Regions from separate parts of the Homo sapiens genome. Here region 1 is linked to region 2. Evidence: chromatin loops called from intact Hi-C (ENCODE). Cell type or tissue: GM12878. All regions are shown on one strand. Links, peaks and the distances in the headings refer to the core of each region. The heading gives the core; the rest is flanking DNA.

What was found. Peaks named below come from ENCODE experiments on the same cell type or tissue, not always from the same donor. Only the 100,000 strongest peaks of a DNase experiment are listed, where the experiment ranks them.
Region 1: a loop joins it to region 2, with 6 times the contacts of the local background. A loop is called at or near these places in 1 of 110 quality-filtered maps.

The regions. Positions count from the first base shown.
Region 1 is chr9:40,989,384-40,994,642 of GRCh38, forward strand. LOC107986997 (a long non-coding RNA gene) reads right to left here and starts at 2,448. Exons shown (of 2, transcript XR_001746463.3): 1 at 2,182-2,448. It also overlaps the pseudogene FRG1HP. RefSeq lists enhancers at 1,632-2,361, 2,185-2,374, 2,775-3,124, 3,145-3,204, 3,215-3,284 and a silencer at 2,525-2,734. In GM12878, for the core only: a CTCF peak has its summit at 2,817 (motif pointing right); DNase peaks (open chromatin) are centred at 2,118 and 2,888; H3K4me3 peaks cover 3,632 bases; H3K27ac peaks cover 3,516 bases.
Region 2 is chr9:41,062,004-41,067,262 of GRCh38, forward strand. It overlaps the pseudogene PGM5P2. Among named protein-coding and RNA genes, the nearest start is that of LINC03025, 60 kb to the right of the region's middle. In GM12878, for the core only: no CTCF peak of the experiment used is centred there; a DNase peak (open chromatin) is centred at 2,648.

The DNA.
Region 1 (5,259 bases), core at 567-4,566, 73 kb before region 2:
CAATTGAGTAGTATATTTCTTCCAGCAAAATTAAGAAGTAAACATTTAGAAATGTACAGTACCTTGCTGTTAAGTCTTCGCATAAGTATACCAATCAAACATAAAGGCCACCTTAAACTTTCATTTGAAATGAAAGACAATTTTTAAGAGGTTAAGGGCTAGTAATTTGTTAAAGTCCTGAAGTTAAATTAGCTCAAGTAAATATAAAGACTTTCCTTTAATTAAAGCCTTTTAAATGAACACTTTAAAGCATAGTTGGTTTCTCCCTCAAATCTTGTCCAAAGCCACTGTTTACAACTCAGTATATCAAAGAAGGTTTCAGACATGATTATGAAGCTCCCTCAACTTACAATGTGCTATTTGCAACCCTAGATGCTATCATTCTGGCTTTTCTACCTTTTAGCAACAATAAGCACACCCTTCCCATTTCTCCCCCACCCTGACTTACCCCTCTTTGCATTTAATAGATAATTTTTCTCAGAGTGTTCTTACACATCTTCAACTGTAAATATGACAAAAGCACACAGTACAGTACATGTGCCACATGTATAAATGTTGTATCTAGTCATACAATTTTCCTTTTAAAAAAGAAATATTTTATTTTCAAAAAGCAAAGACTCTAGGAATCTTTTCTAGCTGCCAGTCATAAAAACATAAATTTCTGGTTAGAGTCCCAAATTTCCCTGACCATAAGAACCACTTGTGGTATTTGTCAAACACATGTATTCTGAGTTCCATCCGTGATCTCCTGAATCAGAATCAGCAGGAGAGAGGCCTGGGAATACACATTTTAAACAAACGTCCACAGTGATTACGATTAGTCAAGCTTGAAAAAAATTTCACTAGGATCATTATGACTGAATAACCTCACAAACATAGGAAAGTTACTGGAGAAAAATACGAGCAGAATTTCAGAATTCTACCTTTGCTGAAAGTGTTTGTTCCCTCCTCCTCTACTCATCAAGACCTGACTGCTTATGTAACTCCCCCAAACCACCAACACCTGGGAGGAGTTGAAAATGATTTTAATGAAGAAGAAAAGCTGATGTTTAATTTCAAAACTGACGGTGACAATAGAAGGGAGAGGCATGAATTTATCTTGATTCTAACACAAAGCATTGTATTTGAGTCAACAAACAAAATTGGTTTCATTTTTATTTTTTGTAAGTTTTCACCAAACTCTATGCATATATAGAGGCTGGGCAAGAAAGAAAGAAATCCAGAAATATGGCATATGCCATCCCTTATTTATTTCCCCATGCGACCAGCCAACAGCTTCTTCAACTTGTCCCTGCTTCAAGCTGACTTGGTGTCTACTCTGTCAGAAATGGAGCTTCCCTAAAGACTGCCTCAATGTCAGTTACCCAGAGGCCTTTTTTCCATCTTGTGTTCCTAAACTTCTATGATATTAAATGATATTACCCTTTCTGGAAATTCTCCTTAGCTTTGATTTTATAATTTTACTCTGTTTCATTCCTTCTTTTATAGCCTTTCTTTTCTCTATCCCTTTACTGCAGACATGTTGTAAGGCTTTGTTCTTGACCTTCTGATCTCTCCACATTCATTCCCTCAGAGCATGTATCCATTTTCTTGGTGTCAGCCTTCCTGACTATCTGATTATTACCATCATATAACGATGTTGGTGATGAGCATAGCTAACATATCCTAGGCATTTTCCATGTAGGTTATCATAAGCACCCTATATAATTTGTACCATTTAATTCTTCAACCCTAAATGATACTATTACGGACCACATTGTATGAGATGAGGAAACAGATTTTCATCAAAACCATGGAAAGCCAACGTGAGGAGCCCCTGTGTGTCTCCTTTGTTAATGCCTCTGGGCATCATGGCATGTAGATTGCCCTAGAATGGGGATTAGGAAGCGCAGCACTGTGAAAACACCAGAAAATACGTTATGATAGCGGGTAAGGACGCTCATCTCTGCCCATTGAGATGGTTTTGTTTCTGAGTCAGGTTTGAGATGAGCCAATCCTGACTCCATGGTGCCACCAGGGATCACGAATTTAATAAGATCTTCGTGGATGCTTGGAACCCAACTGATCTCTGTTTTCTACTTTAGGGAAAGAGCCACAGCTTAAATGGGGTGGTTTTGGTGTCACATAAGCTATCAATAATACCCACGTTTTGGTGTCACATACGCGATTAATAATACCCACCGCTGCAGAGGAATCACCGTGGACTACTGCTCGTTTCATCCCATGCTCTTGCGATGGATCCCTCTCACCTGTTTACTGATTTCATTCAAATTCTTCAGCGACCACAGGACCCCGACTTGCCTTCTCTATCCTGGTTCCCATCACGCTGCTTTACAGGCCTGGCCTGCTCGCGGCTCCTCACACCAGCACTGTGCGTCTCCCTCCACGCCTCTGCCCTGTTTCCTCCATCAGACAGGACTAGCTTCCTCCACCATAACTCTCCACCTCAGCCCACATTCCCACAGCACTCGCGACATCCGCGGCCCTCAACATGGCGCTTCATTCCATTTTAGGGTATTTCCTCCTTGTTTCCTGCACACACAGTCGCGCGAGGCACAGCCCCGAGTGACCCGCGCACGAGTGGCCTGCGCTCCCAGACGCGCCGCCGCAGGCCGGCGAGGGCACCCTGAGCCGCTTCCCGCCCCCACGGGACCGTCGCCAGCCCGCAGCTCTAGCGGGAGGCAGTTCCACAGCGTGCCCGGCAGCCCCGCCACCGTCAGCACCGGCGCCTCGGGCGGGCTTTCCCCACCTCTGGGAGGCACGAATCCTCAGGGGCTCCTCGAGAGGGCGCCAGGGAGCAGATGCGCGCAGACACCTTTCGGCCCTCTGCAGCCGCCATAGCTCCCCAGCAGAAACCCGGAAGTGGAAATCTCAGCCATTCAGTGTTTGGGTGAAGACGGAGGCGGGTTCTGGACAGACCTACGCTGTCGGGGAGTGTTTACTTCGCCTCCACTTCTGTTCCTCCCCGCCCTGGTGCTGCTCCAGGTCACATACTCTTCCTGAGCCGGCTTCAGCCTCTCCGCGCAGAAGTCTCCCGGAGCCATGGCCTAGTATTCTTATGTGAAGTCTACCAAGCTTGTGCTCAAGGGAACCGAGGTGAAGAGCTGGGTCCTGCAGCTCCGGCGGGAGCCTCCTCAGTTCTTTTCGGACGCACTCCACCCCCGCGAATCCGGTGGAAGCCGTGATGCGGAGAGCCGGCTTCGTGGCCTCCCAGGCTTCGCTCTGACCCTGTCTGGGCTGGATGGAGGCCGGACCGCCCTTCCTGGCGCCTGTGCAGAGAGGGGCAGCCTCCTGCGCGGACGACCCTGGAAACAGGATAGACGGGCGGGTGACCCGTGACCCCGTACCCACGAGTTTGGGTCCCTTGAGGCATCTCTCCAGGCCTCTGCCTGGTGGGTCTGCGTTAGTCTGATCTTGTAGTTCATTATAATAACTTCCTTTATTAGGAATTATTCTTTTCTCCATTGTCTCTTCCTGGAAAAATTATTAATTTTTTTCTAAGCTAATATGTAGAGTGAAACCAGGATGAATCACACAGTGGTTGAGGTGTATATGGACTTTGATAGGGATATGGGCTGGAACCTGCACTCTGTCATTTACTAATTTTGTAATTTGTGGCAAATTGGTTAATATGTCTGAACTTCCATTTACTCATTAAGAGATCAAGTATCTTTGAACCTCCGTTTACACATTTATACTTTCAGACCATTTTTTATACCTTTAGAAGACTGTGAGGATTAAATGAGAGAACATACATGCAGTAAATAAATTGAGCCAAATGTGAGGAGGAGGTTGTAGTGGTAATTTATTAGCTCTTTAGGAGAAAAATACCTGTGCATTCATATCCCCGCTTCTTTTTTAACTGGCAGATTTGCCTGAGGTTGACTGTACATGCAAATATTGAGCTTTCCTCCTGGCCTCCGTGATAAACAGAAGTTTTGATATTGTTAGGCGAGATGGAAAGAAAGTATCAAGGAGTGAGCTGAAGCCACTGCCCTTGAGAACCCTCTCGAGGAGTCTGGCCTCATGAAGATGCCAGAATAAATGGCAGGTATATCCTGAATGAATGTGAGATTTTTACTCTGTGAATTTCCTGTGAGGAGTGGTGAGTTATCTTCTGAAAACTTTATGATGAAAATGCAGACAAGAGTATCTTAAGATTATCGTAATAATCATAATTAATGCTTATATAGCACTTTCAATGCGCCAAGAAATTGTAGGCATTTTGCACATTAACTTTTTTCAAATCCCTCTTGGGTTTTTATTTTTTTATTGCGATGTAATTCATAATTATAAAATTCACCCTTTTGTACAGTCAGTGGTTTTTAGTATATATCCAAGAGGTTCACCACTGTCTAGTTGCTCAGCATTTTTGTCATCTCAAAAGGAAATCTCTTCCTACCCATTAAAGCTGTCACATCCCATCTTCCCCCTCTCCTAGTCCATGGCAACCACTAGTCTGCTATCTATGTGAAATTGCCTATTCTGAATATTTCCTAAGAAATCATGTAACATGTGGCCTTTTGTATCTGGCTTCTTTCACTTACAACATTCTTGAGGTCCATCATTGTTGTAGCACTTGTTCCTTTTTATGGCTGCGTAGTGTAGTCCATTGTATGGATGTAATATTTTGTTCATCCATTCATCAGTTGATGAACATTTAGATTGTTTCCCCTTTTTGACTATTGTGACTAATGCTAGTGTGAATATTCTTATGTAAGTATTTTTGTGGGTGTACGTTTTCATTTCCCTTGGGTATACATACTTAGGAGTAAAATTGCTGGGTCATATGGTAACTCTTTAACTTTTTGAGGAACCCCAAACTGTTTCCTGTAGATGCTGCACCATTTTACATTTCCACCAGCAATGTGTGAAGATACATATTACCTCTTAATCCTCACAATAGACTTAAGAGTTAAGTTGTTATCCTAATTTTTTAAGTGGGGAAACTGACTCACAGAGAGATTCAGTACCTTTTCCAAAAATTGCAGAGCTAAGAAGTGACAGAATCGGGATTTAAAATCTGGCGGTGTGGCTCTACAATCTGCTTTGAACTTTAACATAATATGTACAAAGCCTGAAGCAAATTCTCAGTACTGTATTTAAGAGGGCATAGCAATGTAAGTCTTCCTAAATCAATAATTTATAAATGAAACAACTTAAAAGACTTCCAAGTTTCAATCTTACGATATTTATTTATCACACAAATCAATATACTTAAACTCATCTATATAAATTATTTCCTGTAGTAAGAAGAAA
Region 2 (5,259 bases), core at 796-4,795:
TCCATCTACGAAGGGCTGTGGCAAGCCATATACACAAAGATGCCTGTTTCCTGTCTTCTCGGTTAAAAACAAAAACAAAACACCGGAAAAAGCCAAGCTGCCATGGGTTGCAGAGTGCCAGCCCTTAAGTAGTGTTGTTCATGGGTAAACAGGAGACGGATAAGGGCAATTTCAAGAAATAACAAACTCAAGGCATGAATGTGGTTATCCAAACATCAAGGGACTCCTTCATTTGCATTTGGATAATTGTGCAGTTATATGATTTGTTACATGGAGACCAGATGGAAGTAAGAGAGCTCATCCTCAACTTCCTGTACCTCTGGAAGTCTTTACACACATGCTGGAGAGATAGAGGAGAGTTCATTAGCATCAAACCACCATGGATTTCATAATCAATTCCTAATATCTGAATAGATGCAGAAAAGTCACAGGCATCTAGAAGTGTGGCCCAAGTTCTGTTCTTCAATCAGCCCACCCATTATCCCTATGTATCTCGATTTTGTTATCTAAAAGATCACATGATGGAGGATGTAAGCAAGTAACACAGCCAAGACCCAGTTTACAGTGTCTAGTACCTAACAGACTCTTGACACGTTTCACTTGCCCTTGAGTCAGTCTTTCCATGTCACTGAATATTCTTCCACAACACGATTTTAATGGATATAGTCGTCCATTGTTTAAATGTACCATTATTGACCAATGTAAAAATGTTCTTTTACCTCAAATTTTTATATGTAAAACAAAAACATGTTTGAGGACTAAACCCACAGTGTAGTATAAATTAAACTGGATGTAGGCCAGGCATGGTGAGTCACACCTATAGTCCCAGCACTTTGGGAAACCAAGACAGGAGGATGGCTTGAAGCCAGGAGCTCAAGAGCAGCCTGGGCAATACAGCAAGACCTCATCTCTACAAAAAAATAAGAAAAATTAGCTGGCCATGGTGGCGTGCACCTGTAGTCCCAGCTTCTTGGGAGGCTGAGGTGGGAGGATCCACTAAGCCTAGGAGTTTAAGGCTGCAGTGAGCTTGGATAACGACTGCACTCCAGCCTGGATGACAGAACAAGAACCTGTTTCAAAAAAGAAAAAAGAAAAAAAAAACCTAAAAACTAAAAACTGGATGTAGTTTGCTAATAACTAAACAGCAAATTAATTGTAACATGCTTACATATCAACGATGTCTTTCTTCTTTAATCATAAACCTGCTCACTAAGAAGTGCTGAAGTCCATGGTAGTGACAGGTACATGTCTGCATCCTTGTCCTGACCTGCATCTTCTTTGATTGTCCCCATCTGTGTCTCCGACTGGCACTGCCGAACCGGCTTGCTACCTGATCAATGTTGTACTGAACCAGACTGCTAACTGATCAATGTTGTTGAGCTCACTGCACAAAGCTGTTCTTACAAGGTAGATTTCTGCCTGGAATAGTCATACTTACACTGTTTATATTCCTTACTCCTGACGCATCCAACGCAGCACAAGTTCTATTTATTGCCATAGAAACATAGGTCATTTGGAAACACCTCCTTCATTTCTATGGAATGTTCAAACATTTCTGACATTTTGGACTCTGTTCTAGCCTCTTGTTAAATATATCCAGAAAAGAGACAAAGCTTTATGGGGGGGCTATATGCACACATATGCTATAGAATAAGCTATCTAAATGCTTAAAAATACTTTCCATCTGGCACTGCACCTTAATAGGTAGACAGAAATTAAGTATGTGTATATCTATCTGTATAGATACGTATAAATATATATCCCCAAAACAAAAACTCATTCTCTTACTTATACATAGGTAGAATATAGGTGAATATACATATACATTCATAGGTAGAACAAAAAAACCCCTCAGCCTCTTTAGGGCCATGTGTTTTCTCTGAGTAATTGTCACAATTAATTAAAATACATGTGTATGCCTTTTTAGATAAATTCCATCAGACCAGTTTCTGTCTGGTTGGAAAGTAATAACTGCCTATTTGCTAAGTGCCCCTGCCCCCATACTATGTTCCAGTGAACTAAAGACCTCTGGCAATCATAGATTTACAACTCAGCAAGATTAAACAATTTATTGTTATTTATGACATCCAAGCTGGATCTTCTGTATTATATTCCACATTAGCATCTATCACTTTACATTTGGGAGATCCTGTCCAAAAAAAGATTATGCCTCCTAACCAAACATTCAGCAGGGCTGCAGGAACAGGCCCCCTGAACAAACATCCTGCCAAAGTACTTTAAAGCACCGTAAGCTCCCACAGCTGTGCATTTTCAGACGACTCAGCAGATTAGCGTGGAGTCTCTTAGCCTCTGCTTGGTCTGTTCCTTTCAGTGATCTCTCACATGGCCCAGTCCATTCGGTTTGAAAATCCTCATGAAATGAGCAGATTAAGATCTGGCTTCAGTAGAGGGCCAAGGGGTGGGCATGGAGGGGAGAGGGTTTGCTCTTAACACAGCCTGAGCCTCAGAAAGGTTTCAGATGGAAAAGCATGGCACTGACTCAGCTCATGCTTAACAAGAAATAATGCACAGACCACAGCAAAAAAGCCCTTTATGTTGTGTGAAAGTCTATGCCGGAGCAGCTGCTGCCACCTCATGTACTGTGATAGAGTGTGCATGTGTGTGTGTGTGCATGAGTGTGAGTACGCACACAAATGTGTGCTGGGAGGGGGAGGAGCTCACACCTTCCACAGTCGCCACCTCAGCCTTAGCTAGCAGCATGGAGAAATGCCAAAAGTCAAGAGGAAGCTGCACCAAAGCAACTGTGATCACCACATCAGCAGGCGCTTTCTGGTTAGTAAAGCTACTGGGACTGAAAAACACACACGATCTCGTCCTTCTTTTATTTTAATCAGAGCAAAATATTTTTATAATAATTGTGTTATATGAATAAATAATTCATAATGCTGTAACCCATTATCACATTCAATCCTCCCAACAACCCTAGAAGATATGTAGACAAGTATTATTACTTTCCCTATTTTTATAAATGAGGAAATAAACCCCAGGAGGCTAGGCGACTTCCCCACGGTCATATAAGTTGCAAACAGTAGTATCATGATTCAAATACAAAGCTTCTCCTTTTGTCTTTATCATTTTAATTCTGAAGGTAATGCATATGCATGTATGATCTTTTAAATCCAGAGATGTATATGGAATAGATAGGAAAAGGGACTCTCCTTCCCCATTATACACCCCCTCCACCCAAGCTATATCCACTGTTGACTAGAGTATGTCCTTTCAATCCTATTTTCTATGCCTACATTATATACAGAAAAGCAGGATTACATTACACACAATATTCCAGTCATTGCTGTTTTTCACCAACAAGCTATCATTCACATCTTTTTCATACTATACATAAATTTATATCCTTTATTTTAGTGGTGTATATTGTGCGGTTGTGTCATAAATTATGTACCTGTTCTCTGTTGAACATATAGATTTTTTTCTGAGTTTTTCCTTAGCAAAATGCTGCAGTGAGTACCCTTGTACATAGATGTTTGTACATTTGTTCTAGAAAAATCTACAGTAAAGATTCTTAGATTAAGAGATTCCCAGGTTATTAGAAAACTTCTCTATTAATTTAGATATATACTTCCAAATTGCCTGACCAAAAAGTTATGTCAATTTAACTTCTATGAACAGTATACAAACATGACAATTTTCCATCACCTACACCAACTCTGGGTAATTTCATCTTTTTTACAAGTTGATGGATTGTTTTAATTTATATTTCTCTGGTTATTAATAAGGTTGGCCACCTCTTCATGTGTTATTATTGATGATATTTGTATTGAATTGTTTGAATTTTCTTGATTTGGAAAACCTTTTTACATGTCATAGATATTAAATATTTGTTGTAAAACTCTCCTTCCAGTATTTTGTATATGTTTGGTCAAGTAGAATAAACTCTTGTCCTCTGATTTCAGATTCCTTTCTCTTTCCATTAGAAATCCCTAAATGTAAAACTACATATTGATAGCTAAAAACCAGGATGTTTACTAGAGAAAAAGAATACAAAGGCAATAACTAAATATTATATTTATACAAAATACCTACTAGTACAAACTTAAAAAGAAAAAGTAAAAGTCAAATGCTTCTACGACTTCAGACTAAGAAAAAGAACTTTTGAGGTTGAATGTTCCTGAAATTTTTCTTTTCATACAACTATGGACATGACTTCAAAAGTTGATGTTACTAAAAATGTAAGATATGAAAGATATTTGAAGACTCAGAGAAGGTGGATTTTCATTTTAACAAGTCACATATATATTCTAGATATCCTCTTATTCGTAACTAAGAGAGTCAAATCAGATGAAAGAATCTAAAAATTTCCCTTTGACTGTGTTAAGTAGAAGTAGTAGAGGCATATTGGCCAAATCTTGAGTGTTTGCAAATTGACTCTTAAGGCTATAGCCTGGCACAGGTCATTGAAGCCCTAGCTTTTTATCTTTAATTTTAAAATCCCCAAACAATTTATACTAATTTTTCTTGTCCATTATTTCCAAATAATCTTGTTTAAATGTTATTACAGTGCTTGCTCATGTTACTGTTGTCTAACAGAAGGGTATCCGGGGCCTTAAAACTGAGAGGGTTAGGATTAATGATTCCAATACCTATGCTTGGACATCTCCAAAAGTGGGTTCCAACTTCTTGTCCTCAAGTCTGTATAGAAACTAGCAAACTTCCAGAGTTCACAAAGGCTCAAAGAGAACAGATGTTTTATAGAAAATTCTTAGAGCAAGTTTCATGCATAATGTTGCTGATGTGTGTCTGCCTTTTCAATAAACATCACTATGCTTTATCACAAGATTTAATAAAGCAGCTTAGTTAAAAATGCCATCTGGGTCTCTGGACACATTAAACAAAGCTTAAAATAACCACCCCAGCAACTGGGAGGACCCAGCTGTTCTCATAATCTGTCCCACTCCTTTTACTTCCCCATAAAAAGAGTGAATGAAGACCACAGACTAAAAGCATCCAGAATGAACTGACACAAACAGGGAGATAGATGGAGCCGAGGGCTCCTGTAAGTTTGCTATTGCTCACATAATAGATTTGCTAATTCCACAACCTGGGGATGGTGATTCAGAAAGGGAAGCAGAAAGAGGGAAGAGAGAATCATAGAAGGGCTCGTTCAAGTTTTCTAATGTATCACAAACCTGTCCTCCCTAATGTCTGGATCATAGCAGCCCATTCCATTCACCTATTCTGTAGTGAACTCCAGTAGAAAATACAAAGCCATCACCACCCAGT